Regions from separate parts of the Mus musculus genome. Here region 2 is linked to region 1. A link is a loop called in an ENCODE intact Hi-C map of the cell type or tissue named here. Cell type or tissue: heart. All regions are shown on one strand. Each heading gives the region's core, and the rest is flanking DNA. Links, peaks and the distances in the headings are about the cores only. Region 1 holds the start of Gm39777 (a long non-coding RNA gene). Region 2 has its middle 64 kb from the start of Gm39777.

The links. Hi-C counts contacts between places; a loop is a spot of excess contacts. Peaks named below come from ENCODE experiments on the same cell type or tissue, not always from the same donor. Only the 100,000 strongest peaks of a DNase experiment are listed, where the experiment ranks them.
Region 2: it touches region 1 in a loop (2.0-fold over the local background); 2 of 42 quality-filtered maps call a loop at or near these places.

What each region holds. Positions count from the first base shown.
Region 1 is chr2:27,828,706-27,845,236 of GRCm38, reverse strand. It overlaps Gm39777 (a long non-coding RNA gene), which reads left to right and starts at 6,832. Exons shown (of 3, transcript XR_866074.3): 1 at 6,832-7,195; 2 at 7,297-7,397; 3 at 10,181-12,256. In heart, for the core only: no CTCF peak of the experiment used is centred there; no DNase peak of the experiment used is centred there; H3K27ac peaks cover 3,374 bases.
Region 2 is chr2:27,765,944-27,782,474 of GRCm38, reverse strand. No RefSeq gene overlaps it. Among named protein-coding and RNA genes, the nearest start is that of Gm39777, 64 kb to the left of the region's middle. In heart, for the core only: a CTCF peak has its summit at 6,604; DNase peaks (open chromatin) are centred at 6,684, 7,944, 9,344 and 10,364; H3K27ac peaks cover 4,278 bases; H3K27me3 peaks cover 530 bases.

The DNA of each region.
Region 1 (16,531 bases), core at 3,773-11,772:
GTTTATCTGGCTTGCAATTCATAGTCCATCATGAAAATTAGGAGAGGAACTGGAAGCAGAAACTGAAGCAGAAGCCAGAGAGGAATGCTGTTACCTGGCTTACTCAGCCTGTTTTCTTATAACAGCCAGGGCCACCTGCCCAAGAATGTCACTGTCACTGTGTGCTGGGCCCTCCCACATCGATCATCAGTCAGGAATGTGTCCCACAGAACTGCTCACAGGCTGGTCTAGGGCATTCCCAATGACTCTAGATTGTGTTGTGAAAAAAACCAACAGCGAAGGGTTTATTTGGACTCACAGTTTACAGGTACAGGCCATCATGGTGGGGGTGGCATCGTGAGTACAAAGCAGGAGGGTGTGGCATGGCACCCAGTCAGGAAGCAGGAGGAGACGAGTGCTGGGCTTGGCTCACTGTCTTCTTTGTATTCAGTCTAGGCCTCTATCCCTGTGATGGTTTTGTATACACTTGGCTCAGGGGGTGACACTGTTGGGAGGTGTGGCCTTGTTGGAGTAGGTGTGGCCTTGTGAGTGCGGGCTTTAATACTGGCACCCTAGCTGTATGGAAATGAAGATGTAGAACTCTCAGCTTACCCTGCACCATGTCTGCCTGGACACTGCCATGCTTCCTGCCTTAAAGATAATGGACTGAACCTCTGAACCTGTCAGCCAGCCCCAATTAAATGTTGTCCTTATAAGAGTTGTCATGGTCATGATGTCTGTTCACAGCAGTAAAACCCTATCAAAGACCCATGATGGCACCACTCATACTAGGTTGGGTCTTTAGTTAACACAATTTATAAATCCTCTCCCCAGACATGCCCATAGCTTTGTCTCCTGGGTAATTCTACACCCTGCCAAGTGGACAGTCAATACTAGCCATCACATTGAGATACCCACTAAGCACCTGAGAGCACAAAGGGCCAGAGGTGCCCTGTCCCTCCCCCCCTGGAGTTACAAGGCAGCTGACATCTGTGGGGAACAGAAAAGGTGAGGAATGGCTTCCCAACCCAACCTTCCTGCTGCACTTTCCTGGCTCAACAAACAGGCTCGTCCATGTTCAGATGCCTTCTGTTGGCAGGTGCCCAGATTGACACACAATGGTACTCAAGTGGTGGCTGCTGCGCAGATCTGGGGACAAGTGTCACTGTTGGGCAACAAACTGTTCAGATGGACCTCAGAGCAGAGCTCTTTGTCACCTCCACTACTTGAGCCACTGAACTGTGAAAATGCTGGGTAGGAACCTGTAGGGGGTGCTTCAAGAAACACATTCACTCTCCCATGGTAGTCCAGTCTCCTGACACACTGGGCCACAGCTGAGCTGGAGGCTCACAACAACCACTAGGTACCACATTGTGAACCACAGCTTGGTTTGGCCCTGGCTACTCTGTCACCTTGCCTAGCCCTACCCATTTTCCTCCACTCAACAGAAGGACAAAGTCTCTATCTTGCTGCTGCCCAGGGAAAGTGTCTTTAGCAAGGTGCTTCAGCTGAGTGCTTCTTGCATCCAGAAGCTCAGGTTCTAGACATGGGCATGGCTTTTATGTGTGGCCAGCAGCTCTGAGCCAGCCACAGGGACACTGGAACAAAGGGCCAGGCCTGCCCTCAACTAAATGCTTAAAGGGTAAATGGCACCTAGTGACCCAAAGGATGATGCTATAAAGTACCCAAGGACACCTTACTGAGAGTAAGGCTGGGGCCTAGTCTGAGCAACTTAACCATGTGGGTTACATGAAAGATCCAGATAGATTCACTCTGGCCTTCCCTGCCATGGTTTTGGGAACCCAAAACATCTCTGGAGTGACTACCAGACCTGCCTAAACTCCTGATGCCTAAGGTGGCAGAAGAAGGAGAGACCCTTGCCCCCTGTTGCCAGATTGAAAGAGACCCCAGCATCCACAGAGCAGGGCCCCCGCCTGCTCACTCCAGTCCCCCTCTGTTGAACTTGGCCCTGCGAGCTTCCCTCCCTTTTGCTGTCTCGATCATCCGAACGCAATTTCCTTTCTCGTCTGAGCACTGATTCCTCTCCAGATGGCTTTCTCCCTCTGTCCCCCTCTGCCAGGTCTTGAGCCAAAGCCTATGGCTAAAGGCTAAGCTGAAACATGAGGGTCCCATTAGGAGGGTCGCTGTGCAGCTGGCAGGAAGGTGCCGAGGACGGCACGTGCGTGGAAAGGGAGTCCTCCTGCAGGAGTCTGTTGAGGCTCGCTGGCCACAACGGGTCCTGAGCACATTTTCAGACTGTGAGTCAACAGTTAACGGAATGAGCAAGCCTGACCAATAGCTCTTCCCTGAATGAAAGGAGATTGCTCTGGAGAGGGCTGGCTGGTAACCCAGAGAGGAGTGGGACACCCCCCACATCCAGACTAGCCACCAGAGTGTGGTGAGTTAGATCAGAAGAGGGCTATACATCTTAATCCATTTTCCATAAGGATTTCTAAGACAAAACCAGATGGAACTGGCTATCTCATCACAAAGTTGGATGGTGTGTGTGTCCTCTGTCAGCTTGATGGTGCGTACTATGTAGCTATCACTTTAGCATGAGACAAAGTCCGTTCATCATTGAGTCTTTCTGGGTTTTATCCCATATCAAGCCCTGGAAGTATGAAGGATGAATTAGACAAACGTCTGCAAGGGAAGGACAGTGTGGGAGAAAAGGAAAGTTCAGGGCTTTGGAGATGGCCCATGGGCCAGCTGTACCCACAGAATAGGATCTTGGTGGACAGTGTCCCATTTGACCACACTGTGCATACCTTTAGGCTTCTAGGACCAACACACACCATGCACAATACTCCTTCAGCTGTAGGGCAGCCAGCCAGGGAGGGGCTGCTCACTGAGCTGTGGAAAAGCTAGGTTGTCCAAACCCTCTATACCTCCATTCAAGCAAGAGGCAGGCCCACAAATGAAGAAGACACTGTCCCTGGCCACAGTGACTTCTGCAGGCCAGTTACAGCACCATCTGCTTAAAGGTGGGAGCCCAGAAACCCAGGACCCCAAAACTTAGTGAATCATTCAGACTTTCCATTCCTCCAAGATGTAGAAGGCTTTTCTCACTAGGGACACCAGCTCTGTCACCAACACCAGCCTGACTACCTGTCCAGTGGGCATCGTGAGAAACACAGCTTCTCTAGATTCTACCTCCTCAGTTCTAAGCAAGGGCAATGGTGTGTCTTCATCTTTGAGAAACCAGTATGGGGTAGGTGTGGAAGTGCTGAGGGAATCTGGAGATGAAGGTCTGTATTTCAGCAGACAGCCAGAAATGGGTGACTCCTTACCCTGCTTTCCTGTCCTGTCCACTGCCAACGACAATCAATCATAGCTCTCTTGATGAAGACAAGGTAACAAATTCTCATTGCTGTCTTTTCACATTTTCAATGAAGCTGAAGTTCAGAGGGAGAGACCATCAAGAAGGATGTGGTGTGTGTGTGTGTGTGTGTGTGTGTGTGTGTGTGTGTGTGTGTGTGTAAAGTCTGGCTCTAGGAGGTGGAGGGAGCAGGGTTGGAGACACCTGAGAGTTAGATAGTGAGGGAGCTCACAAGGGGATGGATGACCACACCCTGAGACTGGCTTCATGGATGAGCAGCAAACACAGAGGCCAACACAGTGCTAGAAATGGGGGTGGGATCTGAGGCCTCCATTTGGGTCTTGGAGGAAAGCAGAGGGGAAGACCATTGGCTTAACAAAAGGTCCTGGTTTTCCTGTTTTCCTCCTCCTCCTCCCCCTCCTCCCCCTCCTCCCCCTCCTCCCCCTCCTTCCCCTTCATCATGTATGAACTACCCGAGTCTTGTTTGTTTTATAAACTAATCTTGCTGTCCCCTTCTCCTCCCCTCCTCCTCCTCTTCCTCCTCCTCCTCCTCTTCCTCCTCCTCCCTCCCCTCCCCCTCCTCCTTATTCCCCTTCACCTCCCCCTCCCCCTCTTTCTCTTCTTTTTTCAATAGTGAGGGGAAATATATATATATATATATATTTGGCTCAGGTCCTTTAAATGAATGTTCCAAAGAGCAATGAAGAGACTCAGCCAGAAATCCTGCAGAAGAGCCCCTGGGATGGAGCTCAGGCAGGTTCTCCATGAGGCTCCCAGGACAGCCTAGGTCCTGATCACAGCCAAGCCATCCGGGAAAGTCCTTCTGAGGCCCAAGTGCCGAGGGCAGGTGCCTCCTCCAGCACTCAGCAGGCAGCTCAGAATAGAACATGTGTGTGTGCCAGAAGGTTTGGAAGGGAATCCAGTAAAATTCTCCTTTCCCTTGGACAGGGTTGTCCCTCAGCCATGGATTATTTGCTGTGCACGGGCAAGAGATGGGTTCCATCCCCATCATGTATGAACTACCTGAGTCTTGTTTGTTTTATAAACTAATCTTGCTGTCACTCTTGCTGAGTGGGCACACTGTATGTCCCTGTGGGGCACAAGACAGCAGCCACAGTGTGAAAGATCCTACTTGGTGTGGAGATGGGAAGTGGCAAACACTGTGGATTCCCATAAGAAGCACACTGCTGTTGGCCAGGCAGGGCAGGGGAGGGCCTTCCAGCCTTGCAGCTGGGGTGGCCATTGGAGGCATGCCTTATAAAGGTCAGCGCTGGGCTTTTAATGTGTGCTTTGTGTGCTTACTCAATTCTCTCTCTCTCTCTCTCTCTCTCTCTCTCTCTCTCTCTCTCTCTCTCTGTGTGTGTGTGTGTGTGTGTGTGTGTGTGTTTGTGATATTCATGCCTGTGTATGTCCATGCTCTTGCATGCATGTGGGTATAGCTATGTGCATGCATATGCTTGTGTGTGCACATATATGTAAATACCCAAAGTTGAGGAGGGTGTCTTCTTCAATCACATTTTTCTTTATTTGGTGAGGCAAGGTCTCTTGATGAATCTGGAACTCATCATTTCCTCTGGTCTAGCTAGCCAGCTTGCCCCAGGGATCCCCTATCTTTGCCTCCAGGGCTGAGATTACAGGGTACTCCCTGTAATCTCACCTACACGGCTTTAACACAGTTTCTGGAGATCCCTTCTCTGGTCCTCATGCTGGGGTGGAGAGTACTCACTGAGCCATCTCCCCCGGCCACCAAACTCTTATGTTGAGCCTAAGGCCAATGTAACCGTAATAAAGGTGGCTCAGTGGGCTGTGATTAAGTCAGGATAATACCACTCTTATAAATGGGGTCAGTGGCCTCATAAGAGACTGCTAACTCTCATTTGCCCTTCTGCTTTCCAAAGTGAGGACACTACTCTTGTTCCCTCTGGAGCTGCAGAGTGCAAGGTACCACATTGTAGACAGAGACTGAACCCTCTGCTTATACAAAACCTGTAAGTGCAGGGATGGGCCTTGAACTTTCCAGTATCTAGTTTTGTTAGCAATAAATATATGGTGTTAAGCTAACCAGTCTCAGACATTTTGTTATAGCAGCAGAAGCAGACTAAGACAGGGAGGAAGAGACATCTGATACCCTGAGCCAGTGACTGTCAGATGGTACTGTGTTCCCTGGGGGAAGCAATTCATGGATCTACAAAACAAAGAAGATTAAAGGGGAACACACACACACACACACACACACACACACACACACACACACACACACATGCTACCTACCATTCCCTGAAATCAGCTTCCCACTCTTGTCTTCTTTCCATAGTGTTCTGTGCCTACAAGTCCAGGTTCTCACACAAAAATGCTTTGGTGAGAGACAGGAAGTCCCCTCAAACTCTCCATGATGGCTGCCTCCTGGCAACACGAACTCCTCACCTTGAAATCCATAGGTCTCACTGGTAGGAAATTGTCCTACAGACTTCAAACAATTGGCCTCATCAGGGGACAGATAGAAGGTAGTTATCACCTCCCTCCTTTCCTGACCACAGTACATGGACAGCCTGAGAAGTTTCTGGCATCTGAGCCCCAACCTGAGGAGATGGTAGAGAGAGTCATATACAGAAGAAAAGCTGGGCCTGTGAAAGCTGTCCAGGGTAAGAGAAGAACAGGCCAGGACGTCGAAAGGGGAGTAGGGGCCACTGGTTTCCTCTCTGAAACCAACTGTGGTGGGGCAAGGGTAGGGCAGGCCATGGGGAGAGAGGTTGGCCCTAACCCAGGGCCTTGCTCTTCCAAATGGGCCACTGCACCATGCTGAGTGAGCGGTGTGAGCTCAACCAGGGCACCCACAGTGATACTGCTGTTACCCAACTTGCCCTTCAAAATGGAGGCTCTCGCTCAGCACCTGCCTGGACCTTGGCAGCCAATGACACCTATCTGGGGCCTCTGGCCATGCCCCACCCTAGGATAGGCAACTGGTTATTGGTGACAGAGGTCCAACCCCTTACCTGACACAGAACTGTTCCAGAGGGACCTATGAATTCAGGACCCAACCATGAAGCTGCATCATACCTTAGCTGCCCCCCTTTCCAGGCCTGAGTCCCTTGCTACCTTTCTGACCCTGTTACCAAGAGCACACCACCACAACCAAAGAACACAGCTTACCAAGGCTTCCGGGGAACCCATCTGCACATTCCTCTGTAGCAAGACCTCACTATGTAAAGCAGAAAGTAATTGAGGAAGACACCCTGCCTCAACATTGGATAGCTATACACATGTGCACACACATACACATGCATGCACACAGCTACACCCACACACATACAAACATGGATGTACACAGGTATAAGCAACACACACACACACATGCACGCACACACACGGAAAGACCAGAAACCAACACCAGAGAACTCCAACAGGCTGTGAAAGGGAAGTAAGTCCAGAAGGAGCCATGCCACAAGGGCCTCTGGCAGCCCCTTGTCACCATGCAGCATCTGAGGCAACCTCTTTCTCAGCCTCTTCCCCCATCACACAGGCAGCAACTCCACCACTGTGCCTGCCACCTGGCCCGCCGCTTCTTTGAGTGCCTCAGCCATTGGTAAGTCCCAGCAACAGAGGGCTTGTCTAGGTGGCCCCAACTCAATGAATGGCGAGTGTGCTTTTAATTATTTGGGATTACGTGGGCCTGACTGCGCATTGTTCAGACTGCATCTCAACGGGTGGTTGCAAGAACCGGCGGCATGGAAACTAGCTGTGCAAAAAGAGGCAAAGCTAAGCCTCAGAATGTGGAGGGAGTTCTTGCCTGGGATTTTCAGTACAGCCTAGAGCCGGGCTTTTATTTCAAAAACATGTGGATTCTGCTGAAATCTAGTGAAGAAGGAATTCCGTGTACACAGCCGGTATTCTACTCAGGTGTGTGTCCCATGGAAGGCTGGGCCTGTGCGTGTTTGGACAGCCAGAGGTAAATTTTCTTTTCTAAACATATTTTTTTATTTGACCTACACTATCTACAGGAGGCGGGGACTCAGGTCAGAGACGCTTCTTCTTGCAGGAGATGGGAATTGGCCCAGAGACCACAGCTGGGCATGTGCAGAGAGTAGGAGACTGAAGAGCGGTAAGTTCAGCATCCTCTCTTCTCAAGCCTCAGGGTCCGTGTGGAAGATGAGGGTGGGATCGTGAGAGTGACGGATGGCTCCAAGGGAACTGTCTTCCCGACACAAGAGGCCTCACAGCGACTGTGGCAGCATGCACAGGCCTGCACAGGGTCAAACCAGACGGGGTCCCTGAGAGGGGGAAGTGGACACCATCCCACCCTTAACCAAGAAGATATCTGCACTGATACCCCTGGAACAGAGGGAGTCAGTTTCCTCCAATGGAGTCTCCCTGGGATACCAACCACACTCCATGACAGGCCCTGTGCCCAAGGGTAGTCGGCCAACACAAAGTGGATTTCTAAGTATTTTGTTTTTTGTTTTGTTGTTGTTGTTGTTTTGTTTTGTTTTGTTTTGGTATTTTTGTCTTATTATTTGTCTTGACCTTTGGTTTTGGTTTTGGTTACATTTGAGAGAGACAAAGCACGTGAAGCTAAGGGGTCAGGGAGGTGGGGAGGGTCTAGGAGAGGTTGAAGAGGAAAACGACTATGAATAAAATATGTCGTAGGAAAAAACTTAGGTCAGGAATGGTGGCACACGCCTTTAACTGGAAATGATGGGAGCCAAAGGCAGGAGGATCTCTGTGAGTTAAAGGTCAGCCTGGTTTACAAAGAGAGTTCCAAGATAGGCTGCATAGAGAGACCTTGTCTCAAAATAGTAAAATAAAACAAAAGAAAGAAAAGAAAAAGGAAAAATTTTAAATATAAAGAAAAATAGCATGATGTATGTGTACATGTTCATATGTGTGCATGCGAGTGTGTGTGTGTGTATACACATGTGTGCGTGCACATGCATGTGTGTGACATCAGTGTGTGTATTTCTTCCTTGATTGCTCTCCCCCTTACACACTGAGTCAGAGTCTCTTACATGAACTCAGAACCAGCTAGTCTGCTCTGGGGTGTCTGTGGCACCCCTGCAAATGAGAAGTCGAATACCGAAGACCACAGGAAGCAGAGGCCGCACTGGAAGGGACTCCTGAAGCCCCCTTGTTGCCCTGTAGCATCTAATGAAAACTCTTAGTCATCTCCTTGCCTGCTGTGGGCATGTGAACTCCAATCCATTGGCTTGGGTGGCTACTGAACTGTCCCCTAGGCCTTGGTGAGTTGTCTCAGGTGTAGTTATGAGTGAGAAGCCAGCCCTCCAGTGAATGCAGAAGGGTTTAGTCACTTTCCCATTGTTTCCTAGGGGCAAGTGGGTCCACTGAGACATCTCAGGGAAGCTCTAGGGGACGGAGCACACAGGGGTAGGGAAGCATGCTTTCCCAGGGTCTGCCCAGGCTTCCTCATCTTTGTCTACTTCACACCCTGGATCCCGTGTGTGACTTTCTGTGATAACAGGACCTTGTAGCTGAGGAAGGGCAGGGCAGGATTTCCCACTGATGACAGCTCTGCTCTTGAGGAGTACCAGAGTGTCGAAGAAACCATCCAGTGCCTCCTCTACCACCGTTCCTTTAGGAACCGCCCAGCTCCACGTCCACAGGATGCTGGGACCACATGGCTGGGGGAGGGTAACCATGGCAACCCTCCAGTCATCGCTAAGTGACTCTTTCACAATGTACAATCGCTCTGTTTATAGGAAGAATGCTGACCGTATACTCTGGTTTTCCAGCACGTTACTTTACTAGGAAAGAATGCAGAGCCCACCAGAAGGAGCAGAAGGAGTTTCCCTGACCGTCAGCTGAGGCTTCTCCAGGCTGCTGTGGAGCAGAATGCCTGGGGTCTCCTGCCCACTGTGCACTGAAGGAGGCATGGGTCATCCCAGAGGGCTGCTGCTGCCCGAGAAGGGTCCCAGAGATGCCACCTGGTGTCTTCTGAGTCCCAAAGACCACACAACTGTGGCTCATTGTGGGTCTGGCATCTGTAATCAGGCCAAACCACCACAGTGCTCAGCTCATTCATCAGGGTGAAATTTCAGTCAGACTGGATGGTGAAGGGTGTCTGGTCTCCTCCCTGCATAGGCCACAGGCATTTGGTTGGTGCTCTGGGGGAAGGCACACACATTTGCTTCCTTGAAGTTTAAGTTTAGGAAGGGGGAAGATGAACTTCAGATGCTAAAAATAATCTGTGGGGGCTCTTCAAATGAAAAGAAATGACTTTCTGCGGGGCCAGGCTCTGAGGCAGTGTTCCCATCCCTGAGCCCCTTTGATGGCTGCAACCATCATGTCATTGATATTCCAAATGCGGCCTGTAATTTCCTGAGACCTGGAGAGGCAGCTGCTTCCGGTTTGAACAGCACAGTTTAGAAAGATGAGTCTCAGCAGAAAGCAGTCTATAACTATATTAAAAAAAGATTTTCCCATTTTTATTTATATTCCTGTGTGTGTGTGTGTCTGCATGACTCTGCAGGTACAGACAGATGCCAAAAGAACTGGGATCTCGGGCAGCTGTGTGTTGCCTGAAGTGAGTAATGGGACCAAATTGAAGACCTCTGGAAGAGCAGTAAGTGCTCTTAACCACTGGTCTACCTCTCCAGCTCTAGGCTAGCACTTTAAAAATCCTTTTCTTTCATAAGGTATGTTAAAACTAAACAAAGCAAAACAAAACAAACCACTATCCAGTTCAACAAAATGCCAGTGTGTGGAAGCTTGTGAATGCGGGCTGGGCAGGGGCTGATGAGGTAGGGCCTCTTTCCAGGACCCTGGACCAGTTCCCATCAGCATCTCCATCTCCTCCTTTTAGTCTTAGCACGGCAGCCTGTCAAAACATTGCATACAGTGAATTTGGTGTCTGTTTCCCCTTGTGAACAGGCTTTCCAATGTGGCTGGTGTGGCTCTTGCGGCTTCTTAACCACTTTGCTCTCGGATCCTTCCAATACCTGTGGCAACAGAAAAGATTAGCAAATCTGCCCACCTTGACCAGCTGATGTCATCAACTGGGAGAGTTTGGGGAAACAGCTTTGAGAACGTGCTGTGGGAAACGGCAGGAAGGGAGATCTGGGATTGAGTCAGACAAGAGTCTGTGCTGAGAGACAGGAGACAAGCAGGACTCATGGAGGGATCTGGTCACTGCAATCATGGACCCATCAAGTCAGAGGCCTCTGAGGAACTACGGCACCCCTCCTCCAACAAAGTTATACAGGGTATACATTCTATGCAGAAGGATGCAGACCCCAGGATGGCTCTTGGGATGTGACAAAGGGCCACCTTTTGTTGCCCTCCAGAGATAAAGGGGCCCTTGTATGACTCAGCCCTTGGTATTTTTAGGCTGACTCCAATGGGGGTGGGGGTGTAGAAACCACAGTTTCTATAAGCTGTGCTAATTACAAGCACAAGGTGGGGCTAAGATGGAGTCACAGGACCACATCGACCAGCCCTCCTCCATTTTAATGACAGCCAGTCTGGGATCTAAAGGTGGCTGTCCCTCCTGCTCTCCTTCACTCCCTGTCATCTTCAGCACAGCTTTGTAAACTGCTGGTCACAACCCCAAAGGAGGGCACAAAAGAATCTGGAAACAATCTGAAGGGTTCTGAATACATAAAAATTAATTCAAAGTCGTTCTGGTCAGTGTCGGTTGGTGTTGCATTCAGGGACGGCACAGCATCCCTGGCTCAGAACATAGAATCCTGGCATTTTGCACTGTACATGGTCTCATGCCACACAACAGCAGCAAACACTTCCTCAAACACCTCAGTTCAAGACTATGGTGAAAACTGTATAGATTCCAATGAGTTTTTTAAAGTAGTTACTTACTGGTTTTGTGTGTGTGTGAATGTGTATACACTTGAGGTCAGAGAACAATCTTAGCAAGTCAGTTGTCTCCCTCCTCCACATGGGACCCAGGGGAAAAGCCCAAGTCCCCAGGCATGGAGGCTTTTGCAGGCTGAGCCCTCTCCCTACCGAAACTGCAATGTTTATCACTAGCAATGTGCAACGCTTTCTGTTCTTACAGAAACGTGATGGCTTCGTTATGGAAAAACAAAGATTTGCCGTATTTCCTGTCCCTCACTGTGCGTACCAATTTAGTGTGTCTGTGGATTGTAATGTGTTAGAATGTTTGATCCAAAAGTTGCTGTTTGAATTGCTGACTTGAGTTTCAGCTTTTTTTTTAGATTTTTAAATGAATTTTGGCATGGGATAAGGATGGAATTGCCAACAATCTTCTAAATGGCTGTAAACACACTCCTGCTTTAAAAAAAAACTATAATGGTATATGAAACAGCACTTCTCAGCCTTGATGGTTATAAAATCAAAATGTCAATCAACTCTGCAAAACACAGAAGATAGTGTGTCTTATCAACTATTCAGCCACGATTTAATCTTTACACAAAAATACAAGTATATTCATCTCATTCACATGCTTTTTGCCTTTAATACATGGTAAAATTACATTAAAGCAAAGAAATGTTTGAGAATAAATTTATTTATGACATAATCAGTAAATATTTTATCTTTCTACTTATGAGATAGAGTGGGAGAAGAGTGGACAGGAGTGGAAATGTAAGAAACTTCCCCTATAGCATGGCTGCTTTCCTCTACAACATGGCTACTCTCAACCAAGCCCCACTAGCCACAGAGAGGGCAATTGGAAAGTGATAGGTCCCCCCATAAACTCCTGTATCTGAACACTTGGTCCCACTTGATGTCACGTTTAGGGAGATTCTGGAGCCTTCCAATGTGGAACCATGTTGAAGGAAATCTGATCACTGGCTGTGGGCTGTGAAGGCTTTAAGAGCTTCTAGCCTTGTTACATCTCCAGTTTACTGTATTTTCTGCCTGTGGTTAGACATGTGATCTCTTAGTTCCCACTCTGACCACGCCTTGCCATACTTTCTGTCCACTATGTACTCCTCTTCTGGAACCGTAAGCCAAAATAAAGTCTTCCTTCTATAAGTTGCTTTTGGTCATGATGTTTTATCACAGCAACAAAAAGTAACTCTAACGTGGTTTTATACACAAAAGAATCAGCATGGGGCAGAGCCCAAGGGCTGGCCATGTGTGCCCACACCTAAAAGGCCCACTCCAAACCAATATACTGCAATCAGCCACTTCATAAATATGCAGTGAGCCAGCATAGACCCACTAAGACACTGAAAGACAGTATCTACATATATTGACAAGAAACATGTGAGGAGTGTGTGGCACATATGCTAAGACTTTACTAAGTCATATAAAAATAAGAACAGAGAAGGTGAGCCCTCCCTCACAGGAAGCTATATTAAACATAAACCTGTCTTTTTCTTATCTAAATTCAACCCTGCTAACTAAAATCCTGCTAACATTCTTCATAGTGGTGAACACAGGCAGAGTAGACTGCATGTATGTGTGCAGGCACACATGCACACCTGTGTGTGTGTGTGTTTGGAGGCCAGAGGTGTTGGATCCCCTGGAGCTAGATTTATAGGCAGTTATGAGCCACCTAACTCAAGTGCTGGCATCTGAACTCCTCTGTAAGAGAACTATTTGCTTCTAACCACCCAGCCATCTCTCCAGCCCTTTTGAAATGATTCCTGGTGAAAATGAAGTCATTATTTGTGAGAAGAAATAGGTACACTCTAGAAATAATATTATTTAATCATCTCTCTCCCTCTCCTTCTTCTCCTCTTGTCTTTTCTCATGGAGCCCAGACTGGCACTGAACCCACTGTATATTCAAGAATGGCAAAGTCTTGATCCTCCTGCCCCAGCCTCCTCAGAGCTGAGATTACAGGTGTGCAGTACCATGCCCAGTTTATGGGGTATGGGAATCAGACCTAGGACTTCATGCATCTAGGCAAGCACTCTACCACCTGAACCACATCCCCAGATGAACAGCGCTCCTGCTACTTAACACAGCAGGACACTTGCACCCTCCATGAAACAGAAGAGAGCCCATAAATATGACCCAAAGGATTGTGGGGTCTTCCCTGTTGATAAACTGGAAGAAGATGGCATATTTTGTAAATCTTGTGGGACAAATGACTTGTGATTTGGAGGGGGAAAGTCTAGGAAGAACCGGATTCTTTCCCCGTCCTCACACCAGTACACCAGACGATCAGACCTTCACACAAGAAACCACACAAGCATAGGGCAGAACCACATGCGGATTCATAATGCAGTCTCAGAATGTAACAGAGCATTCTATGTGCCCCGCACCAACTGTCCTGTTAGAAAAGATTTAATGCCTTGATCTCACACAGCTGTGTGTGTGTACATGTATGTACATGTGTGTATAAAAGTCAGAAAGATGAACACTGAGTATCTTTCTTAATCTCTTTCCATCTGCTTGAGATGGGGGTCTTTTACTGAATAAAGAGCTCACCAATTGCCACACCTCCAAATAGTGCCACTCTCTGGGCCAAGCATATTCAAACTACCACATCAATTCAGCCAGGCTGGCTGGTCACAGAGCTCTAGGGATTGCCTATCCCTGAAACATCTCCAGTGATGGTGTGGGTTACAAGTATGAGCGCCATGCCCAGCTTTTTCTGTGGGTCCTGGGAATCAAACTCAGGATCTCATGTTGTGTGGCAAACTGTACACACTGAGCTATCTTTCCAATCCTCTTAATACATGACACTTGAAGGTTCCACACAGCTTGTATCTACAAAAGATGTGTGTGTGTCATGGATATCTTTAGTTATCAACTAATACAATATAGAATAACCTAGGAATAGAGTCTCAATAAGGGGTTGTCTAGATTAGGTTGGCTTGTGGGCAAGTCTGTGTGGGATTGTCTTGATTGCATTGATGTGGGAAGATCCTCCCCACTATGGGCAGCATTATTCCCTGGGTTTAGATCCTAGATTATGTAAGAAATTAAAAGGTGGACTGAGCTATGAACATGCGTGCAGTCGTTCTTTCTGCTCTTGACTGTGGATGTGAGGCAGCTTGCCACCTTGACTTCCTTGCTGTGATGGACAGAACCTGGGGTTGTGAATTAAAATAAACCCTCTCAGTTAAGACAGTTTTAGCCTGCTGCACCCTTTATTACATGCACGCATGAATGTATGTGGGCATACACACACACAGAGAGAGAGAGAGAGAGAGAGAGAGAGAGAGAGAGAGAGAGAGGGGGAGAGAGAGAGAGAGAGAACCTATAACTCCATCTCCAGAGATTCTATCGCCTTTGCCTCCTGATGACATAGTTCATCACCAGGGAGATCAAGGCGGGGCCCTGAAGGCAGACACTGATTTCAGAGGCCCTGGAAGAATGCTGCTTACTTTGCTTGCTCAGCCTGCTTTCTTCTACCATCCAAGACCAAGGGCCCAGGAGCTACCTACAGTGAGCTAGGCCCGCCCACATCAATCGAGAAAATGCCCTAAAGAAAGGCCTCTGGTGAAAGCCTCTTCTCAATTGATGTTCCCTCCTCTAAAATAGCTTGTGTCCAGTTGACATAAAACTAGCCAGACTAGAAAGGAACAAATAGTTACAACTATATAAAGAGATGAGAAGCCCACTAATTGTTTCTGGTATGTTCTAGTGTCAAAATATTAACAAATCTGGGAATGTTGTGGGAAAGGTTGGGGGAGGTAGGATGAATATGATCAAAACATGTATAAAATTCTCTAAGAATACACACACACACACTACAGAGAATAAATACATGTAATATGTTTTTCATAAAGAGCAATCTATGTCTGATGTTGGTGATGGTGTTCTTGGAGGGCAGATCTGAGCAGATGATGGACATTTAACAGACGTCCCACCTCACACCAAGGATCACATAGTGAATCCTGTCTCCACAGAGGAGCCGCTGCACCCTTGGGAGGACATCTGGGGACCATTGCTTGTGAAGCAGAGTGCACACGAAAGCTTGTCGTTTGGGTGCTCGTGGTGCTGGCATATGTTCTGAGGGGCATCAGTTCACACCCTCACAGCCCCCAGAGTGGCACTGAGAGGTTGGGCAACTGCCAGAGGGCACACAGCAGAGAGTAGCAGGATACACCCTCCAGGGTGAGCAGGAGCCACCCAATAGAGAGTAGGCAGATGGGGGACCAAGCCCAGAGCCAGCTATGGGCTGGACTTCCGTGTGTGCCGGTCCTCTGCCAGATTGAATATGGCTTTTCAACAGGACTGCACCTAGGCGGTGGCTAACAGTAGACAGCACTACTTCCTCCAGCTCCAGTCCCCACTGGCATCCTTCCAGAAGAGGTGCAGCAGATGGATAGAGATTTAGGCATGTCCCCTCTAGCTGAAACCAGACGGCCCATACAGATTTCATCCAACCACGAGGTGCTGGGTCCTGGCCCCAGGACAGTGGCCACACCTCCTCCTCTCTAGCAGTACAGGGGCCACATGAGGTCACAGCCTAAAAAGTCCCAGTCCCAGCCTTACAGCTGCAAACAGGGCATAAGAGACACTTCATACATTCTCCCAGGAAGGCTCTAGGTTCCTAGCTGAGAGTCTTGGGCATCCTTGGAGCCATCAGGAGTGAAGAGGGTCTCTAGGGCCATCTCTGGAGGCCCAGGTGATAATGGTCTGACCTAGAGGCCTCACTCTGCAGACACCCAGGCTCTCCACACTGGGAGACCGGAGACTCTACAGGAATCTCCTTCTGAGGAGATATTCGTCCATTTCTGGAATGAGAGAGAGTGCATGCATGGGCATGTAAGTGTATGCATGCCTGCTAGTGCATGTGTGTATGTGTGTGCACTCATGTGTGTTCATGTGCAAGCATATGAGTGTGTGTGTTGTGTATGAATGCATGTGTGTGCACTGTGTAGGGTGTGTGTGTATGTATGTGTGTGTGTGCATGCGCACACGCATGTGTGTGTGTGTGTGTGTGTGTGAGAGAGAGAGAGAGAGAGAGAGAATGTAACGTATGTGTCTAGAAAACAAAAGCATCCTGACATCTTCCTCTCTATCAATAAGGAGATAAGAGTCTACAGCCACACTGGTATAGTGAAGAGCTTGACATCTACAGGAAACACCTCTGGTCTTTTCTGGGTAGGAATCCAGGGAAGTCTAGAAGACAAGCTAGCCAGAGTCTCACCACACTGGATGCTGGAAGCTGATGTCATCTCTGCTTCTGCTCCTAGCAGTCCTTCAGTAGGGGGCGGGGAGGGCAATGTCAGTCCATAGAGCAGCAGCAGTCTACAGAGGGCCTTATCGCAACCCAGTCTGTCCCTACCCTGGCATGCCCCTCTGAGGCTCTGGTACCACTGTGCTCAGTTGACAGTG
Region 2 (16,531 bases), core at 3,543-11,542, 63 kb after region 1:
ATAGCGCTGCATATCACAGAATGTGTCTCTGACCTGTTTGGCATCCCTGTGGCATCTGACACTCTTGCACCTTAGAGTAAGGTATGTTCTGGGAAGCCAAGTGACAGAGACCAGAAGACAGCCCTCAAGGGACACTGGAGCATCCTGCAAGACAGGTGGTTAGGTTCAGTTAGAGGCAGGGGGTGCAGAATGCTATAGCTGGAATGTGAATATTCCCTATGGTGTTTGAACACTTGGCCCTCAGCTGTGGGCTCTGTTTGGAAGGCTGTGGAACTTCTAGGAGGTGGAGCCTTCCTAGAGGAAGTAGGTCACTGGAGGTGGGCTTTTGGGATTCCTAAGCTGGTTGCACTTCCTGTTTGCTCTCTGACCTCACGTTCTCGCCACCATGTCTTCCTACCATGATGGGCTATAGCATCTCAAGTCAGGAGCACCCAAAACAGATCCTTCCTCCTGTAAAATGCTTTGGTCATCTATTTTGTTACAGTGGCAAGAAAAGTAACTAAGACATAGGGCCAATGGCAGTCCATGGAGTCAGTAGCTGCAAAGGTGTCCTCTGGAGTCCCAAGAACAGGGAGGACCTCCAGTGGCCTCTCAAAGCAGCAGGTCTTGCTTGGCCTCTGATTGTCCTCCCACAGGATCAATTGTCATCCTGGCCTGCTTGTTCATTGCTCCAAATAAATACAGAGAAAATGTCTGAATTCAAGGGAGTGGCTTAAGCACCCAGCATCCTCTGAGTGTGAACTCATATCTCCAGTATCCTGCCTGCCTCTCCCATCCATGTGCAAGCATGACTGACCCTCACACCTCCATTATGCCCTGCACTAAGAGTGAGCCTCATGGGTTCCTGTAGCTCTGAGAGGAAGACCACAGTGGGCCTATCCTGGTGCTCCACTCCACAGCCACCAGCTCCATATCCCCTAGCTCCACAGGGCAGAATGTACAAGCAGAGGCCAGGACACCAGTGCGGCCACTGTCCCAGTAGGCTTGTTGGAACAGGTGCACATGCATCTCGGGTTGAGAATGGAAAAAGGATATAATAAGGAGGGACATCAAATGCCCTGCGTCTGTGCATGATGCCCAGCCTACTCGGCCTCCCAACTGGCCCTGCCAGCTTACATGTGCTATCCACCCAGTGGTTTCTCTGGCAAGGACAATGGAGAGGGCAGTCTAGAGACCCACAAACCCCACCAAGCAGCACCAAGATGAGACGATTGTGAAACCAGAGCCCTCGGGACTTGGGGCACATAACAGCAGGTAAACATATCATTCAATTCTAGATCAAACTGACATGAAGCCGGACCTCTGAACCAGGGAGACTGATCAGCAGCAGCAGCCATGAGACTGCTTCAGCCAATAGGAGCTCACGTGACTGGGAAGACCAGGGCATGGGGGAAGCCACAACCCCGAGGCCATGAGGGTCCCATCTATGTCCATTTAGAACCTCCATGACCTGTTTCCTGCCTGGCTGGGATGGTTTGCTTGTCCCCCACCCCCACCCCCGATCTCTCAAGAGGAAATGAAAGCCAAAGTCTATACCCAAGTATATGACTCTAGGGGTAGGCCCTGACTTGAGAGAGGTCAGCAGATCTTAGTCAAGGGAAATAAAGAGCACAGGGTAAACATGAGATTCGGGGCCTATGTGTAGACGGTGGTCATCAGTCACTGTTGAAAAATCCCAGCCATGCCCCCAACACAGTACACACACTTAACTAGGGAAGTCCGGTCCTCAGGACACTCGTGTTATGGGAAAGGCCAAAAAAGAAGAAGGACCAGGTCCCCACAACTAAGACTCGGGCTGCAGATGTTGCAGATGTGGGTGTGTTGAGTCCCTGAGCTATGGGTTCATGACATCTGTAGGCTGTAGATGACTGTTTGGTAGCAGTGGTTAGTTAGTGAGTGGAGGGTCCATGGGAACAAGGGAAGCCATGTAGAATAAGCTTGCCCCAGATACCTCACTCCAAACAAGTTCCAGGCTGAACTCCACAGCACTTGAGGGACTCACCATGGCTCAGATGTAGCCTTGCCCACTCCCCAGGAACAGCCAGGCAGTAGAGAACTCAGGATAACACACGCACTCATGCGCACGCACACGCACATGCACACACACACACACTGAGAGCTGGGCATGAGTACAGGCTTGGGCTCACTGCCAGCCCCACAGCATCCGAGGCCATGCACAGGAGAGTGGGCACAGAGCAGCACATAAGTACAGGGGCAGATGAAATGTCACCCTGTGAGCTTCACTGCCCCCAGGTGCTGCTTAGAAAGTCTGTGGCAAGAGACCCAAGCGTAGGAGGCCCTGTCCGGTCCCCATGCTCAGAACTGCCTTCTTGGTGTTCTTGGTGATGTTGCCTTGGATTCGGGTTCTGCATCTTAACATATTGCTGGGTTTCCCAAACTCCTCAGTGGGTCCAGACCCAGCCACTCCCTGCCTCTATCCTTAGCTGCCTATCAGGGGAGTAGAGTAGGGCCCTGTTCCCAGGATGCTGGTGGGGGAGGATCAGGAAGAGACAAAACTAGGGCTCCCAAGTCCTGGGAAGGTGGTAGGACCCCAGTAAAAAGGTTCACAATGGACCTGGGGCCTCTTCATTTTCCTCCCACTCCCCATTCTCCTAAAACTTCACCTCCCCCTCCTCCCCAGTACTGGACCTGAATCCCATGGAAAACAGTCCCACACATATTTTTCTGAGATGTTTTAAACCTTGTTTTGGCAACGCTGCCTCTGTTCCATGGCCCAAGCTGTCCTGACATAAGACAAGTCTGACCCAGAGTCTTGGTCCCAGTCTGAGGGCTGGCCAGTAGCCAGGGCCACACCCCACCTACTAGCCAGCCAGTTCCCTCAACTGTCGCCTACCCATTACCTCCCAGATTCACTCTCGCCCAGATGCAGGACACGGGAGCAGACAGGAGAGACCAGTTGATCCTGGCAGGGGCTTTAGGAGTTTTCAAGGCTGCTTGGCATAGCGGATCATCCTGAATGTAACAAGATGCCCAGGTTGATGACGTCATTCTCCGCTGCTGTCGTGAGTCAGGAGAGGACCCAGTCCAGTTGGTAGAGAGTATTCATGGTGCTGGTGAGAATTAAGTCCAGAGGGAACACTCCAGAGTCAAGAATATCCAGCTGGAGGTGGTCTGACCATGCTTCAGCAGGGAAGTCGGAATTGGTTGGGGCAGCACCAGCCTGACACCCAGTACTCACATCACCTTTGCTCCCATGTCTTTGCGTTAACCCCATGCTGAGAAGGCAATGTCGCCCCATTTCACAGATTAGAAGCTGAGGCTTGGGGAGTGGTCCTAGGTAGAGCTGAGATTCCATGGCCTTGGTGTCAGGGCCAATCAGGCTGGACCTTGCAGACAATCTAATAGATGAGCAGGCAGATTGCAGGTGGCCACAGCCTCAGCCTTCGGGGTTTGGAGCCCATGGTAAGGATGGGCAGCCTGGCCTCAAATCCTGATGGAAACTTGCTTTATTCCCTGGAGCCTTACCTACCCCATCTGAGCAGAAAATGACAGCCAGATGGCAGGCTATGGCCACTCTTGTCTTCAAGAGCTCTAAGCAGTGGCCTGTCCCTGCAGCCTGGCCTGGGGAGGAGAGTATCATGGTCAGAAGGGAAACAGGGGCACTCCCGCCACCAGTGCTACTCACAGCTTCCTAGGGACTTCCAGGAAGATGATCAGACAGACAGGAATAAGAGGTCTCAGGCAGTCCTACACATGCCACCTCCTCGCTAATAGAGGAAGCTCCTGTCAGAGACCACAGGGTTTCTGTCTTGAAATGCAAGCTGAGCCTTCTTGCCTGTCTTTAGGGTTTTTGTGTTTTGTTTTGTTTTGCCCTTCACCTTAATGAAGAGAAGCCTTGAGTGGCAGGGCATGTGAGTCCCCGCTATGGAGAGGTAGGGAGCAGGGGCTTGTAGCCTGCACCGACACAGACCCTTCTGGAGGGTGTGGTCTGCTACCAGGTGTCCCTGGGTGACCAGAGCCTGCCTTATCTCACTGTGCCATCTCTATGACCTCCTGCCAGTGCTCGTCCTGTTGGCTTGCATACTCGTGGTTAAGTTACTATAGAGGTTTATTTTTATCTTGCTCCAACAAAACTGATGGCCCAGCTCTATCAAGCCATCATCTCCCTTCAGGTCTAGAGTCGTCGTGACTGTATGAGGGGGCAGGAGTAATTAGACAGAAGCATCGGTGCGGCCCACCAGCTCCTCACAGCCCATAGGCTCTGTTGGTAGACCACCAGGGAGGAGCCCTGCTCTGCTCCCACCCCCATGGCACTCTCCAGTACAAAGACACAGCTCCCCTAAGGCAAAGGCCAGAGCACAGGTGTGCCACAGCCTAGCTACTGGAATTGTAAGGCTCACACTGTGTGTGTACTTGGCCAGGTGTCCATCTTTCTGGCATCCATGGCAACTTCTGTCACTGCTCAGCTTACACACGAGGAGTCTGAGGACACTCAAGCCACACATCCCTCTTGGTGAGTATCCCCCCCCAAACTTGTCATGCAAAGGCCCTTCAGGCCCTGCCTAGCTACTGCCCTGGATGGAGGGCTTGTGGGGAAGCCTGGGCTTCAAGCCAATTCAAATACACCTGGCTCTTCCTGCCAAAGAGGAGATCTAGGCACTCACAGCATGGGCTGTGGGCGCAAAGGCCACCTTGAAGAATGTCACTACTGGGACCTGGCTAAGCTTAAGACAATCCAAGGGGTCAGGTGACTAGAAGAACCCTTTGGGGTGACATGTGAGGCTGACTCGTCAATGTCAGGCAGATCTGCTTTTGCCAGATGGGGGTCTTGAGCCAGGAAGGATAGTACCATATTGTGGGCACACACAAACTGCTCTCTGCAGCTGTGTGGGGAGGCCCAGTCACATGGCGATCACTTGGAAGTATCCTGATCTACCTTCAGCTGATGCAGGCCTGGTGGCATCCGGCTGCAGCCAACCACACTGCTACTGTATAAAGGACACAGTGAAGCAGCAGGACGCTTTGGCACACTGAATGAGTAGCTATCATGTATCTGATGAATGCTGGAAGATTCTGGAAGGATTGAACACAAAGTTACAGAAAGGCTGCCTTTTAAGGACTCAGCTCCAGAAGGCCTCTACACACACACACACACACACACACACACACACACACACATACACACACACACACAAACATACACACTTACACACACGCGCACACAGTCAACATTCACTCTTAAACACACATACACTCACACATGCACACTCACATATGCACACTCATACACTCACACACACTCACACTCAAATACACACTCACACATATGCACACTCACACACTAACACTCAAACACACACACATACACACTCCAACATGGTTTGTGCTAATTCCACCAGGCTAAGAAGCCAGATGAAAGTCTGTCTGAGTTTGTGTCAAGACACTGCCACTACCATTAGCCAGCTATGCGACCCTCAGTGGGTACCTTTCCTCCATGGGCCTCTCAGCATCTCATCTGTCATTCAGCAGATCTCTCAGATGGGGACCTGGGAAGTTCAGAACTTAAGACCTTCATGAAGGGTCAATAGGATCACCGAAGTCTATGAGCAAATTTCTGACGTCCTTGCTCCTAAGGGCCAAAGTTAGGACCTAGCTCTGGGTTCAGACTTGATTCTGATCCATGCCCTACTTTCTGAAGGATATTCTCAAAAGTGGGGTGAGCGGTGAGCCCCAAATCACTGCAGGAGACCCAAAGTCATTGTCACAACTGTACGCAGAGTGTAGAGCTAACTACACCCAGTGTGTGGTGCCTGTGTTAGCAGGACACCCATCAGTCCCTGTGGTCTACAGGGACTGCTGAATTGGGCAGAATCCTGCAAAGGAGGAAGTTGGGCCTGACAGGGTCAGCCTTGGTGGACTTCTTGGAGCAGGGTTCGCCTTGGTGGTAGCTGCAGAGACCAACTCCCTTTTAAGTTTTCCTCTCCTGTGGTCACGGCTTCCATGGGTACCTGAAGCCTGGAGCAGCCTCTTGTGGGATGGGAGTGAGTCTCAGCCCTCCTGCAGATTCCTGATCTTCGCAAGCCCCTATTACAACCTCAGCATCACCCTACGTACATGTGCAGTTAACCCTGGGAGACACAGAGGTCTTCCAGCACACCAGAGAAATCTTACTGACCACTCAGGAACCCCCGCAGAGACCTAATGGGGACACAAGGCAGATAGGTGCCTCCCACAAAAATGGGCAACCAGGGGAAGGACTTCATTGGGGAATTTTTCAGAGCAGTTGCTCCCCGTGTCCAGCAGTCGCATCAGGCAGCAGACATCACTTCCCAGCCTCAGGAGAACAAACACAACTGCCTAAGGCCTACCAGCCCTTCCCTTTCCTTGAGCAGGTCACAAGAGACAACTTCAGCCAGGTTAATCTTCTTGTATGCCTGTCTAAGATGGCCACCATGTCGCCTGCCCAGGAGGCTCTATCAGACAGGGACCAGAACAGAGGCTCCAAGGAGAAGCCCTCGCTGAGACACGACTAGGCCCAAGTCCAGCTGTCTGCCACAGAGTGATGCTCTGGCTTCAGCTCAGGCCGACTGAAAGTCCCACAAAGGTGGTCAGCCCCACTAGTGGTGAACAACAGTATTGCTCAACCCCAGGGCCCCCAAAGGCAGCGGGAGGGGTCAGTTCAGGAGCCCACAGCTATTTCCACAGGGGGAAAAAAATGTCTTCAGGCCTCCCAGGGGCTCACATCCCAGCTGTGACTCAGGGATCCCTGCTGCCAGATGGCTTCTTGTCAGATTGCTTGGGCCCTGGCTCCTGTCAAAGCGAGGGCTTCTCTAAGCAGGGCCCTAAGGTCAGCTACATAGCCTTTAGGACCTAGGCCTCTCTTCCTGGCAGAGGCCCAGCCAACCTAAGTCCAGTGACAAATGATATGACCTGAGCTCCCCACCTATAAAGTGTACCTTCAAGCTGTGGGATGGCTCACAGGACCCTAAGAAGCCACAGGTTTGTTCAACCCGGTAGAGCTGTAGGGCCTGAGCCCTGCAGGGCTGGGTCCCCAAGCACAGCCTTCCACAGACACTCACACTGTTTCCCTGTGCAGCGGGCAGCAGGCAGCTCCATCAGATTTAATTTTATGCCACATTTTCAAAACCAATATGAGGCTGTTTTGTCAGACCTATGTCTGTACCATGTACAAAGACGGCAACACGTATGTCCCGCACGTCCTCACGAGCGGCAAGCCTTTCCAACCTAGAGGAGCCTGACTGCAATGGCAGAAAGTGCACAGGCCTAGCAGGGAGGCTGTGGACCCCTCCTGGAGGGCTGGACCTATTGCATGTACCAGTGTCCCTGGAGACCCTGAAATCTTTGCAATACCTCCTCGTACAACAAAGACCACAGGGGCAAGGCACCTACCTAGCTCAGGATTGTTCTGGCTCAGGAGGGACAGAAGGATGGTCCGAGCTGCATTCCTCCCCATAGTACACAGCGAGTGGCCAAGATCGAGGACACCATGAGAGGCACTGACAGCCAGCCCTATAAAACCACAGGAAGCATCGAAAAGTTGCCGGAGCTGGAGGACACCGAAAGAAGGACACCCTGATGGCCATGTCCCTTGTCAGGCCCTGGGGGGTGATGGAGGGATGACAGAGCTTGCTGGAGAAAAGGCCAGGGTGCCTCTCTCCATGGAGCTAGCAATGTAAGCATGGGATGAAGCTCTGTGCTCAGCCTCCTGTCACATGGAAGGCCTGGATGGGAGAGCCCGGTTATTCCCTAGAGAGACCCTGGACTATGCACTTCCGGGGAAACCCATCCGCCATCCCACTCCAAGCAGGGCTAGGAGGGAGCTTGGGATGTATCTCATGTTCTGTGTCACCAAACCATGGCGAGCTTCATAGTTTCCCACTGACGTCAGCGGCGTGGTCTGAAGCGGCTGCAAAAGCCTCGGCAGCATAATTGCAGCTGTCTCCGCAAAGCGAAGTCAGATGGTTTTTCCGACCTCCAGCCCCCGCTCCTCCCCAGGCCTCTCTCCTTTTTATTATGTTCCTTGGGCCCCATCCAGATGTTCCCTGCAACAACAACCCTCCAAAAATTTACAAAGAGGGAGCGAGAGTGAGCAGCTTCCTGCCGGCTGGGGTGGAAGTAGCGACGTGGCAGTGTGGGGGCAGCCACGTCTACAGGCCTGGCGGGCGGGGGAGTGGCCATACTCAAAGAATCAGGCACATCAGACACCCTTCAAAGTCCATGTCTTCTTCACCCCATGCCTAGGATCCTGAGGACATGGCTGAGGGGCTGAGGGGTTCACACTGCCTCTGGCTCAGATGGGGAGGCCTCAGCCAGACTGTGGCTGAGTAGAGACCAAGGCACTGTGGTCGAGATCAGGCCCACGTTCAGACTGACCTGGCATCGGGCCAACTACACATGTAGCTAGGGTCTCCATGCTATGAAGGCGGTGGCTAGAGCTTTCATTGAGATCAGTCTTCGTCTGAGCTGGCAGCTGGGTTCACCTCACCTGGATGAGACCACCTGGAGACAGACACAGTCCCTGGTCAGGTAGACACTGGAGCAGAGGAAAGAGGGGATGGACTCTACAGCTTTGCAGGACAATCATCAGAGGCTCCAAAGCAAGCAAGGGCCACACAGGGCCACACAGGAGCACACAGGGACAGGCATCCCTTACTGAAGAGCTATGCCCAAGGCTCAGGGCTGGACCTGGAACTACTAGGCCACAGGCACTATGGGAGAGCTGTCCACAGGGGCACATGCTATGTTCCACCATTCCTGGATGTCAAGGAAGCCTTTCTGGGAGCAGTGGCCAGCTTCTACTGCCCCACAAAACACTAAGCCTCAATGCTATCTTAAGAGATGCTGGCCCTACCCAGTATATTCCTGCCCTGGAGTGCTGACCCAAGTAGTCAGAGAGAGAGGGAGTTGAGGCCATCAAGGGGTCAGCAAGCTAGGAAAGGAATCAATAAACTGTAAGGCAAGACCTATGAGCCCCAGGCTATTACAGAATGACCCACGACACCTCCCTGTCTCCTGCCCTCCCAACCACTCAACTGAAATGCTAGTCCTGAAGCTTTGGGTCTCCAAGGCCACCTCAGATCCAGGGATGTGTTGAGAGCCTTGGAGCTCCCGGCAGCTCTCCTAACGCTTGGGGCTTGCTTAGGGACAGGATGCATGCAGACACCAGCAGAGAGGACAGAGCCCAGGAGAAGCCAGGCCTATACTGTCACAGGTTCCCATCCAGAGAAGGCGTGTTGTCTGCACGGTCTCCTGAATGTGTGTGAGTGAGCCAGGTGAGCCTATGGGGCCTCCACACTGGGGAGGGGGTTGTTACTGGAAGTGGGCTGCCTGAGCACCATGTAAGAAAATTGCGGTCTCAGCTCTGCTGAGATCAAGTGACCTAGCATGGCTCAAGGCCCCACCATAAATCACACTGTCAGCAAGGACCACTGAGGTGACCCGAGACGGTCAGGCAAACACAGACACTGTCAGGCCAGACTCTCCAAGTGGGCTGAGGTCAGAGGTCACCTACCAGGAGTTGGGTCAGAGCCATGCCTTTGGAAACTGTGCAGGGTGTGGCCAAACCAAGCCTGCCAGGTTAACCCTTGACTAGATAGTCTCCCCAGGGCAAGGTGGGCAGGGAGGCCATCACCTTATCTCCTGTGAGCCCTGTGGGGGCAGCAGGAGAGACAGATGGTAAAACCTGGAGAAAATTTGACCTTCTGTAGGAGGAAGGTAGGGTTGTCATGACAGAGGCCATCACATGCCCAGGGCCCAAGACCACCTAGGACAAAACCTAGATCCAACTGGTCTCCCACTGCACACTCCTCCCACCCCCAGGAAGCTTCCAGGATCCAAGGCTGGCATGGCTGCAATAGGTGTGGCCCCTCCTGAGAAGGACCACAATTTCTTTCCTTCCCTTAAGAAGGTCTTAGACTTGTGTTACCATATCTGTGGGGTCTCACTTGTTCCCTCCTGGGACCCCCAGGCAGGTGGGGATGGGCCACCTCAGCCCCGGAAGGAGGCAAGCAGTGCTCCTCCCAACTGAGGGAGCGCTATTATGGAGGAGGGCTCCATTAGGTACCAACACTTGCCTGGTTCCTGCTGGGGAGCCAGCCCCACAAGAAGAGGGCATTGAACCAACAGCAAGAGGGATTTCAGTTAGACTTGAGGAAGATTGTCAGAGCAGAAACCTCCTTACAGACGGGTTCCAGGAATTCCCTCTGTGTCTGAGCCACATGGGAAAAGTTTCTGGAAGCTTCCCAAGCATAACACAGTGGTTGAGCGCAGCCTTGGTGATCTCAGAAACGCTTAGGAAACAGTAGTTGGACCCAGTTAGAAGAGCCACAGCCCCCTCCAAAGTGCAGAAAGGAAGGACTGGACCTTCTCCAATCACAGTGGACAACTGGCTCTGCAGGGTCTCTAGGGCGCCACCTGCAGGAGGAAGAGTGAGTTTCTGCTCTGCCCAGATGGCCCAGGCAGGGCAGAGGCAGCCAAAGGCAGGCCATCGGGTCTCCCAGATGCAGCCAGGAGAGGTGCAGAACAGGGTCTCCTGGCTCCACGTGCACAGTAGGGGCGCGGAGCTTGGCTGTGACAGAAGACTTCACTTCATGGTTTCTTCGCAGCGCCTGGTGTGAGGGCCACTGAACACACCTGATTCCTTCTGGCTGTTGGTGATCTTCTGGAGACATAGCCAGAAATGACATTGAAGGTGTTCTTTGCCCTGTTTTGTCTTTGAAGCTCAATTGCCACATCACCTGGGAAGACTTACCAGTCCCCTTGCCCACTGGTACGGTCACTTCACTATAGTGGCCCACTCAGCCTGTACCTGCCGCCAGGATGCGGCCTGGGAGAACACTCCAGACCCTAATCGGACAATAGAGTGGGTCTAAGCACATGACCTGTGGCAGGGCCCAAGGGAGATGTGCTGGCACGGGAAGGTATACACCAGGTCTTGAGGACCAGGATCAACATTCAAGTAAAAGTCCCTTATTTATGGCTCATATTGAATTCATGTGGAAATGGAAACTTTCACATACTGGGTTAAATAAAATATGAAATTCACTTCACCTGATTTTAATGTGGCTAGCAGGAAGTTTTCAATTTTCAGATGCATATTTGGTTCATGTGAGTTTTCTGTTGAACAAAAACTCTGCGTTTGCCTGGAATCACGCACATGGCCTAACCACACATCTCCAAAGGTATTTTCTGAGTGATAAATGGATGGATGGATGGGCAGATGGGGGATGGACCATTGGACAGGTGGACAGATGGGTAGACGGGTGGAGGATAGGTGGATAGATGGACAGATGGGGAACTGGGATAAATGGAGGGACAGATAAATGGGTGGTAGATGGGTAGATGCATATAGATGATGGATGGATGGATGGATGGATGGATGGATGGATGGATGGATGGACAGACGGGTGGTAGAGCAGATGAGTGGATGGGCAGATGGATGGATGGATGGATGGATGGATGGATGGATGGATAGATGGTTGAGTAGATGAGATGGGCAGATGAGTAGTGAATGCATGAGTGGGTGGGTGGGTAGATGGAGGTATGCATGGCTACATGGCTGGGTAAACAGATGAATATATGGAGAAGCAGTGCCTGGAGACAAACGTCTCCCATTGCCTGAGGCCCTGGCTAACTGCCACACAGTTCTGCTCTGGCCCAGCACAGACAGCTAGTTAAGCCCACAAAACCATAAGCTCCCTTCTCTGGATGTGCACTTAACCTAGTCATCTGATTGTCCCCACTGGGGCTCTGGGGGCCAGAGACAGCAAGGGGCTGTCAATGTTTTCAAGCACACTTCCAACCATGCTGAAGGACTGGTACTCTAGGACACAAGGATAGAAGGTCTGCTGAAGTTATTCTGTTCAGCACCCGCCTCTCCCACTCTTCAGCCCTGCACACCATCAAGGAGCAAGCAGGGGCTCTGCTGTCCTCTAAGGTCATTCCCAGGCAGGACCTTGGCCTCCTGAGTCTGGGGCAGCATAGGTGAACTCATCTGGGCCTTGAGGGTCTAGGAAATGGTTGCTAGGAGACCTGGTAGGTGTGTGTGTGTGTGTGTGTGTGTGTGTGTGTGTGTGTGTGTGTGTGTGTGTGATTGATCTGCACTTAGTGAGGTGATGCTGCCCTCTCGTGGTGGATATGGGTACATGGGAGCCTCGTGTACCCTGCCTGGTTCACAGGTGTATGACAAATACCCAATTCACAAGAGACTCTCTGGGACAGAAACGGAATAAAAAAAAAAATCAAGGTTGTAGCGAGTCTAGGGAGAATTCTACCCCTAGTGACATCAAAGGTGAAAATCTGGTTGCAGGATATAGTTTGTGAATTCCCTCTTCCATTCAAAACTATTTTGATGTAATAATCCACGGAAGTCTCCCTTTTAAAGCAGTCTTTAGTCGAGCTTGAAGTGAAAGACAGCATAGCCTGCTGACAGCTCCAAGATTTGCACCCCAGCTATTAAACTTCTGCAGACAGAAGAGCCTGTCTCTGCCAGGGAAAGGGCAGACAGGGAGTAGAGGAGTTTCCAAAGCTCTCTCTCCAGCAGGGCTGATACCTGATCCCACCAACAGGAAGTGGCCACCAGAGCCAGCGTGGCGGCAGAGTCAGACCTGAAGCCTGGAATGCCTAGGCACTACTGACAGCTACGCTCCTGTCTGCACTCAGCCCTTCCCAGGCAGCTGGTGGTTGTTCTATTGGCTTCTACAGTTGCCCTCCACAGTCCTGATGCTGCCACAGAACGAGTCATCAGGTGTTCATCTCTTGTGCCCAGGCAGGGTCTCTGATCTTCCTTCTCAACATGGTAGCCACGGCTGAAGCAGCCCCTGCCTCACAGTGCATTTTCCCTTTGCTTGCTTATTGCACGACATCGTCCTTTGCTGTTTAGAATGTCATATGAGAGGAATTCAAAACTCACCTGGTTTGCATTTACTGTCAGATTCCTGGACTTTCCCACTGACTTGTCCCCACCCAGGGCCCTGGCAAGTCACAGTCCTCCGTGACAGCTTGACCCTCAAGCCTCCACCTGCTCACCCCAGGACCCTTTAGCTCCAGAGAACCAGCTTACCCTCTACCCCATCCTGTGCTGTTCTGCTCTGAAGTCCAGTGTGTCTCACACTGTGGGCACCTCTAGTCCCTTGCCACAGTGCTTTGATTCTCAACACCCTTAGGCTTGTAATCGCTTCTGTGTGTGCTAATCACGCACACAGAAAGCATTGAGTTGTCTGGTGATGGGATAGTCCCCATGGTCACCTGCAAGCCAGCAGTCACTTTATAAAGCAGCGTTTGTCCCAGCACAACTGAGCAAGGGAGTCGTTTAGAGGTGGGGAGCGGAGAAGCAGTGCATGGGGAGGAGGTATGAGCTAGCCCATGAAACGCTTTCTGGCCTCATCTCACCATGGGTTGCTTGCTCTATTCTCTTCCTCCCTGTCTTCTTCTTGGATAGGGACAAAGCCACAGGTGTTTTTAGAAATGCCATGTCCTTATTTATTATTGCTAGGGTATCTCACAGGCCTTCTGTTGACAGACTGTTCCTAAGGAAACACATTGGCAGCAATTTCTCTAAAATTACCATGTAGACAGGCTGGCTTTAGACCCACAGAGATCTGCCTGCTTCTGCCTCCCGACTACTAGGATTAAAAGTGTGTGCCACCACACTTGGCTGTAACCTAGTATTTATTATGTAGAATTAATATATGCTAGTAAACACTAAACAAAAACCGCCTGGCCTAGTTCCTGGTGGCTCCAACAGGACCTGAAGTAGGTATTGTATAATGACCACACCCCATAATACATTTTTAAACCTAAGAATGGTTTTAGGTTTGCTGAAGACTTGCTGTCAACAGAGATTCTGCACGTTCCTAGTGTCTCCCTCCCTCCAGGCCCCTTCCTTCCTCCCTCTCTCCTCCCTTCATCCTCCCATCCCTCCTCCTCCTGCCTCAGGCTCTCCCCTCTGTCTCATCTTTAACACATCCCTTAACTGAGGTAGTACTGACAGTTTGTGATCATGTCACATTTACTCACCATATCTCTTTGGGTTTCTCAGAACATCTCTTTTAAAGACCTTAAGCTGCCTAGAGGGCCCCATGTGGGGTTCATCTGATGCATTCCTCCTGGTCAGTTTCTGCTCTGCCTCCGTCTGTCAGAAGTATAGTGCTGCCTATCTGGTTCTACTGGGGCCTAGGCAGAGAGAGCCTTGGGCTGATTTGTTGTTGTTGTTGTTGTTATTGTTATTGTTGTTTTGTTTTGTTTTTTTAAAGAAAGGCTCTTGGTATGTATAGCTCAGCCAGGCCTCAAAACTGGGATGTGGTGCTCCTGCCTTGGCCTCCTGAGTGAAGGAATTACAGGAGTCTTCCACCATGCCCAGCTTGTACTGGGACTGCTGCTTCAGACTTCTGGGACTCTTAGTGAGAGCCTCACACGAGCCTCCGGGGAAGTCACCGTGCAGGCCCCACGCTCAGGCACAAACGGAAGCTTCCACTCAATATCTGCTGAGGGCGGCAAAGTTTGTTTGGAATTTCCCTTCCTCTTTCCTTCTCTTTGTTTATTTATTCAATCATTTATTTACATGAGCACAGCCTTGTGGATTTCAAACTTCTAGCTACAATCCAATTACTGCATTATTCTGGCATGACCCTCTTGACCTCCGCTGGTTCACCCTCCCCTCTGCCAAGCCACCAGGCAGCTGTCTTGCCCTTCAGAAGGCTCACTCCTATGACACAGGCTAACCATGTCCTCCCTCCACCTCCACCCTGGAAGACCCTCACCTCCTGTGTGCAGTGGGTTGCCTCATGATGCCAAAAGCCTCTGAGGTGCTGACAAGAGCCCACTGACCCTGGATAGCCCAGAATAACTTTACTGCTCTACAAAAGAACCCTGGCTTTCACCAACTCTGCCTTCCTCTCAGCGGAGCCCCCAAGAACACTCAAAGAAGGGCTCTCCTTGATCTTCCCATCGTGTGAAGCATTTAGGATGTTTCCATGTATGTTTAGGGTGCCCCTAACCCCGCCCATTTATTGCTGAGCAGCATGGCATGGTACGGGGGGGGGGGGGAGTGTCATCAAAGGACATCTTTGTCACTTCTAGCTTAGAGTTATTAGGGAAAGGTGTTATCAGTGTTCCCTGGCAAGGTTTGTGGTAGATATAAGTTTTCAAGCCTGCAGGGTGCATGGCATGGATGGTGACTGCTGGACCATCTTCAGCCCTCAAAACCTGTTTGCCTCAGGCCTACATCATCCAGTGGGACTACTGGAAGCCTCTGGTGGCAACAGCCTCTCTTCTTTCTGAATCCTCAAGTGCATCTTGGGAATTTAGAGTGTGTAACACACACACCTACACACACACACACACACACACACACACACACACACACACACACACACCAAGGCCTGCAGCATCAGGACAGTGGCTACTGCAGCTGTGCGTCTTGCCTATCCTGAAGCCTCCTGCACTCCTTCCGTCCATCTCCATGTTTGACTCTGAACAGACCCAGCCTTGGGCTGTGGGCTCTGAGTGTGTAGCTCCATCCCCAGAGCTGTGAGGTCCACCAAGGCTGGCCTACGCCTGATTTCATCCAGAGCACCGGCCTGGGAGCAGAGGCCTGCCAGCTGCCAGCTGCCAGCTGACCCATAGTGATCCTTTCTCTTGGACAATTTCTAGTCTGAGCTCTTGGATAACTATCCTTGTGATTGTGTCCCATAGGATACAGTAACTGTGCCAGGTCTGACAGCACCCACAGGTGGGAGTCTGAAGCCAGGGAAACAATATTGTCTGCTTTCATGAGCTGGGCTTGAGTCCCAGACCTGGCTTCCTGACTCTCACACCAGGGCATGGGGTACTACTGCCCCCTACACAAGCTGGACCACACACTGACAGCTGCTGACAATAGGAAGACAGATAGAAAGTGATGCTCCAGCCATCTGCTCCAGAGGACAGGGCTCCCTCATCTTTCAGCACCTAGGACATTGGAGCTGGTTTCTTATTGTGGGTCTGACAGCATCAGTCACACCACTTAATGGTGACAAGGCCAGGAGGAAAGCAACCTAGAGTCTTAGGGATTCCGGTCGATGATGCCTTCCTGTCCAGGAGGGACAGATAAAGCCCCCTCAGGATGGGACCCGAGCCTAGGAAATGTCCAGACAGAGAGCCAATAGATGGAAAGATGGATGGACAGATGTATGGATGGTTGAGTGAACATATGGAAGAGTAGAAGAACAGCTGGGTAGACAGTGGGCGAGCATTTGGATAAACAGAAAGATAGATGAGCAGAAGGTGGCAAGAACATTGCATAAATGGATGAAAGAAGGGAGAGAGGAAAAAAGAGGGGGAAGGACAGGGGTGAGAGATAAAAGGAGGGCCAGAAGGGAGGGAGAAAGAAGAAGAGGGGAAGGAGGGGGAAGAGAGGGAGAGAAAAGAGACACAAGGGACAGAGGGAGGGAGATAGAGGGAAGGAAGGAGAGAGGGAGGAAAGCAAAGGGGAGTGAGAGATAAAGGGAAAATAGAAGGGAGGGACAGGGGAAGAGAGGGAAATGGAGGAAAAGAAAGGGAAGAAGGGATG